2 separate regions of the Homo sapiens genome follow, and region 2 is linked to region 1. Evidence: read pairs that join two places in POLR2A ChIA-PET (ENCODE). Cell type or tissue: K562. All regions are shown on one strand. Links, peaks and the distances in the headings refer to the core of each region. The heading gives the core; the rest is flanking DNA.

Evidence for each region. Peaks named below come from ENCODE experiments on the same cell type or tissue, not always from the same donor. Only the 100,000 strongest peaks of a DNase experiment are listed, where the experiment ranks them.
Region 2: POLR2A ChIA-PET joins it to region 1 with 5 read pairs; 1 of 35 experiments calls an interaction of 5 or more read pairs at or near these places.

What each region holds. Positions count from the first base shown.
Region 1 is chr3:142,020,961-142,023,878 of GRCh38, reverse strand. All of the region lies in intron 3 of TFDP2 (transcription factor Dp-2), which reads left to right. Among named protein-coding and RNA genes, the nearest start is that of TFDP2, 130 kb to the left of the region's middle. RefSeq lists a silencer at 1,158-1,452 and an enhancer at 1,408-1,467. In K562, for the core only: a CTCF peak has its summit at 1,363 (motif pointing left); a DNase peak (open chromatin) is centred at 1,288.
Region 2 is chr3:141,352,358-141,355,275 of GRCh38, reverse strand. It overlaps a transcript of ZBTB38 not described here. Among named protein-coding and RNA genes, the nearest start is that of ZBTB38, 15 kb to the left of the region's middle. In K562, for the core only: no CTCF peak of the experiment used is centred there; DNase peaks (open chromatin) are centred at 1,435, 2,475 and 2,745.

The DNA.
Region 1 (2,918 bases), core at 244-2,743:
TGAGTGGAGATCATGCCACTGCACTCCGGCCTAGGCAACAGAGCAAGACCCTGTCTCAAAAAAAATTTAAAAATCTTTAATGGATAAATTTTTAATACAAAGAGATTTTGTTGACATTGATGTCTAACTTTAAGATTTCTTGCATTTCACAATGTGATTTAAATGTAGCTTCAGTAATAGCCCTCAAGTAGAATATATTGTTGAGATTATAATATCAATAACTTACTGCAGTTTTGAGTGAGCTACTTAGTGCATGGTATTATAAAACAACGATCCCCTCTTTTATTTGCTAAGGAGAAGAACTGCTTTGGAACTCTTAATTCATGGGTGGTCCTTGGTCCCTTTGAATTTGTATCCTAAAGTTTTACGTTTATTTTAAGTACCCCCCAGCCAGGCGTGGTGGTTCACGCCTGTAATCCCAGCACATTGGGAGGCCGGGGCAGGTGGATCACTTGAGGTCAGGAGTTCGAGACCAGCCTGGACAACATGGCGAAACCCTGTCTCTACTAAAAATACAAGAAAAAAAAAAAGCCAGATGTGGTGGCACACGCCCATAATCCCAGCTACTCAGGAGGCTGAGACAGGAGATTCACTTGAACGCGGGAGGCGGAGGTTACGGTGAGCTGAGATCACGCCACTGCACTCCAGCCTAGGTGACACAACAAGACTCTATCTCAAATAAATAAAAAAACTTATTTTAAAAACCCAACTTTTTTTCTTTTTCTTTTCTTTTTCTTTTTTTTTTTTTTTTTTTTTGAGACGGAGGGAGTCTCACTGCGTTGCCAGGCTGGAGTGCAGTGACACGATCTTGGCTTACTGCAACCTCCGCCTCCCGGGTTCAAGCAATTCTCCTGCCTCAGCCTCCTGAGTAGCTGGGACTACGGGCGCATGCCACTGCGCCCGGCTAATTTTTGTATTTTTACTAGAGATGGGGTTTCACCACGTTGGCCAGGCTAGTCTCAAACTCCTGACTTCGTAATCCACCCGCCTTGGCCTCCCAAAGTGCTGGGATTCAGGCGTGAGCCACCTGTGCCCGGCCCAGGAACCCAGCTTTTTAATTCAAAGTCTGTCTGCAGTCATGGTCACCTCTTATAAATATTAGAAAAATATCTCACTTAACTGTAAATTTAAAAGGATTTATCTGTTACCCCTGTCTGGCTACCCTCTCGGACTGTGAGCTTCTTCATGAGAGTAATTTCCAGTGAAGTACTCTTGGGTATTTGAGTACTCATAAATTCTGATCCTTGTGGTTGCACTCAGCTGTCTTGATCAACTCTAGCCATTCAGTGGCTGTTGGTATGAGATAAAATGTGCTGCTTTCTGTGCTTTCTCTTTTACTAGGCCTGTAAACAGTGTCTGTGTGCCATCTGGTGGGTGTATTGACTGTTGTGATGGTGCTAACAGTGGTGATTGAAAATGGGCTAAACAGTGAAAAAATATAACACTTAAGAACAAGAAACAGAAGAAATAAGGGTCACTCAGACTCTTTTAAAATGAGAATAGAAATAAGTTCAGTGTACTAGAGTCCACTTGCATTTCGTTATTTCCTTAATTTGAACAAAGAGTCTTACCAGACCATAAGAATCATCTGAGGCACTTAAAAATACAAATTCTCCACCTAATTTTTGAATCTTTAGGTGTCCAGTGGAGCTCAGGAGTGTGTGTTTTGAATAAGAGACACCTCTCTTCCCTTTGTAGTGAATCTTGTGATCACTCATATTTGGGAAGAACTGCCGGGAAGGATTGGGAGGATCAAGTTGTTTGAGGACATACAGTAAACTTCCTCAATTATTAATCAGAAGATACATTTCAAAACTAGGAAATTTTAGTTGAGCAGGTGGAAGAAAAATGAGAAATTGAACAATTAAAAAGTTTCCTTGACTGAATATGCTAACAGAAAAAAGATTTCAAAAGGACATATTTTAACTAAAGATAAAGAAGCCAATGAAAAACCAGCAGTATCAAACCTACAGATGAGACAAATGTTTTTGGGTGAACACTTAAAAAATTATTGAAGGAGAAGGGCCCTGCAAGTGACCTTAGTGATTTCTAAGATCTTTTAGGTTTGATGAACTAAATGAAACCAATTATAATATTCCAGATACCAGAGCTTGAATTGAGGAGTTTGCTTAAGCAATGAGGAGATACTGTTTAAATCTTGCAATGTGGTAAGATGGAGAAGAAAAAATGTTTTTCTCCTTTCAAATTTAAGAATTTAGGGCATTCATGGTTCTAGATACAAGAAAAGGAGGGAGCTAGCTAATCGTTTTTAGAAAGTGTCCCCTAAGTGAAAATGTTCAACAAAGCCAAGAGAACAGGTTTGATCTTCTAGGGAAAGTATGTAGGAAAGACTGACATATAAGATTTATTCATTTAGAAATATGACCATAGAGCTATAAATACACTTAATATTATGGTCATTTCAAGGATCCTTTGGAAAGATTCTGGTTAGGTGATCCATTTGGGTGAATCCTGAAAGTTCTCTATGTTCTGGCAGCTGCAGAAACATTCAGGCTTTTCCTTCCGTGTATGTGATATGTAGGAATGTGCGTGTCAGATTTTCTGTCCTTATCTTTGCACAATGGGATGCCTGATCTCCATTTAGAACCAAATAGAAAGAGGAAGGTTCCAGAGGTCACTTTAACCATTATACTTTGGAGATATTATGAACTTTTTTATCTTCTCTTTGTCACCCATCCCAATTATAGTGATGTTGAGGTCATTCAGTTAAAAAGTTTTGTAATAGTGATTAACTTTGTATTTAATCTTAGTGACTTTTGGCGAACATGGTTCAGTACAAATGCATCAAAATAAAACATAACAGTGGTGTAATGTGCATGTGCAGGTAGGTAATACTAGTTAGTAAATAAAGTGAAAACTATTTTTTTTTTTTTGAGACAGGGTGTTGCTTTGTCACC
Region 2 (2,918 bases), core at 284-2,783, 670 kb after region 1:
TAATCTGATTTTAGAGAAGTACAGGAATGTGACATTCTTTGCCTCTGGGTATTGCTATTACACAGCATTCTTACCTGTTACCCACATTTATCTCTATAATGTAATCTATGAGATTCCCTGGAAAGAGAGGAGTGCTTGTACTTTGAGGAGAGCTTCCTCAACTCTCCTTCCTCTCATTGTAATCTTTACCTCTTAGAAATTCTAAGAGAATATAAACTAAGCATGTATAGCTTAGTTTATAACAATGTGTGCATATATTAATTTAGTGGAAACATGACTTCTTAGGATCTTGCCATGTGCTCCACTACCCATCCTAAAAATAAGATGAAAACAGGATCTTCAAGAAGAATCGTGAGAAAGAGGCCTGGAATTAGGCCTAGACCCTCCATCTTGGTTACGCCTATCATTCTCCCAGTGCCCATCATTCTCCCAGTGCCCATCACCTGAGGAACAACAGGATGAACTGCAAGTCCTTAAACAAATGGATTTAGTTCCTCTGACTCAATCAGAGTTTTGCAGTAATAGCCATTATGCAAAAAGCAATGTGTTAAGTATTCTGAGAGACAGAGAGAAGTAAAAGATATGGGTACTTCCAGGAGGAAGGTACTGCCTGCCTGGAGAGATATGCCGATGAATCCCGAGGTGGGGCTGTGCTGACCATGAGCAAGGGAGGATGTAGGGAGCCCAGAAAGCTACAAGGACTGGACCAGTCAGGAAGGCTCCCTGGAAGAGAGCTTCTAGGAGGAAACTTTTGCCCATCCAATTTCTCCATTTCAGTCAGCTGGGAGAGAGAGGAGGGGAAAGAGAGAGAAACTCCAGGGAAGAAGAAGCTGGCTGGACAAAGGGACAGAGATGAGAATGGCCACCACCTGATTGCGAGGCAGCATGTTGGAAGCAATGGGGAATGCATGGAGTGTGGCCTGGAAAGTGGGACCAGCTTTCAATGCTGTATAGAGTTTTTCAGACACTGGGCAGCTGGGTTTTCAGCTCAGGAATTCCATGCTGAGAGCAGGGTTTAAAGAGGATTAGCAGGCAGCTCACGTGGGATATACTGAGTGTTAAGGGTTTTGTAGGTTAGTAATGATTTCCTTGTAATAACGTTTATGGTATTTTTTAAAAGTTAACTTTGAGATACAAGCATTGTGTGTATTGTGCACAGAACTTTGAAAGAGATTATACCTTGATACCACTTAATCCACACTATTTGTAAGAGTGTGAAGGGATTATTGACTTACGAAATCAACAAGTCCAACCAAGAGGGCCTGAGTTGAAGAAATTTTGGGATAAGACCAGATACCCAAGTGTTGACTTCATAAGGTGGCTTATGAATTCCTGCAGCAGTTAGCTGATGATCATGTTGTTCTGCAAGACCACACTTGCCGGAGGAACAACTAGAGTGTTCCTGGAGATAACTGCTGGAGTCCAGGATAGCTTCCAAGAAGCTGTCTCCATCTACAGTGAGTAACAGTGAACCAGGACTGTCATCAGACAGCTAGGAGCAATCTCACTGCACTCAATGCCTCATTTGCTATGCTCATGTGTCCATTTATTCATTCACTCATTCATTCAAGTATTTCTACCTGCTAAGGCGCTGTGGAAGATACAGGCTTCAGCAATGTGTGGCATGGTCCATAATCCATGGGAGAAACATACATACATACAAATGATAGTGGAGCCATTGTTCTCTCTTTCCTTCTTCCCCCTTCTCCCCTTCCCCCCTTCCCAATGCCCTTTCCCTCTGGAAAACTGAAATATCTATTGTATTGGTAGGTAATTGATTCTCAATTTTCTTCCATGAGTTCTAATGTCTTTTGCTTTTTGGTTAGTAGCAAGAGTGAAGACATTCAATGAGAAATTTTAGAATTCTTTACTTTTCTCTACTTTCTAAGAGGTGTGGGTTGGAGGAAGCTTGGGGGTAAGTGATGCAAAAGGGGAAAGATGAAAAAGGGGCATCACCCTCAGGGGGAAGGGCCAGAACTCATGGAAAGAAGAGAGGGTTGGGTTGAGGTCTGAGGGCTTGGTTTGGAGAGAAAGAAAGAGGAGGCGGTAGAAGAGAAATGGTGAAGGTGACAGAGACAGAGAGATTGATGGGGAGGAGAAAAGAGAGAGCCTCTGGGCTTAAACACCCCTGGTGAACTGAGGGATTTGGGACGAAGGGACTCTTGTCTGTCTGGAGGAAGTTTTGCTGTGCATTATGCCCTGAAACTCCTTCATCATGGTCTGCACATACTCTGCTACTTTTCAAGGTTTGGGGATGGGGGAAGGGGAGGTCAGGGTTTGTTGGTTTGTTTGTTCATTTGTTTGGCATGCAAACTAGTACTACTAAGACTGAAGGCAGCTTAGTCTTATTTGGGGGTTCTTATGTTACCTTCAATTTTGCAGTCGAGTGTCTTCAGGTTTCCTTTGTCTGTGCATGCTTGATATCTGGGCTCACTGGCCTGTGAGTTCGCTGTGATCAGAGATATGGCTTTTATGGCTGCAGCATGTAGTGGCCCAGCTCAGCGGGGCCACTCCTTCATCTGGGGAAAATACAGGCTTCACTCTCTACTCTGCCTAGAGAGCTGCTTTGTGGCAAAGATCATCCATCCCTCTCGTCCACTCTCTGGCTTACCCCATTTGTCATGTATTATGCCTATAATTCATTTTGCTTTAAGTTCTCCCCCAGTTCCCTTCACCCATGTATACCATCATCACCCCATTTTCCTAGCTATTCCTTGAGCCAACCCTAGCTGGCTTTCCCTTTATGAAATGCTTCATCTGTTCTTGCCTGCTTACTCATCTCTCTCTTAAACTTGAAGCCCTCCCATTGACCTTCCCTCCATCTGTATATCTTCACTCTAAACATACTCTGAATCTTACCCCTTCTACAACATTCTGATTCTGAGAGTTCAGATTATCATGGGTTCTTTCATAGTCTA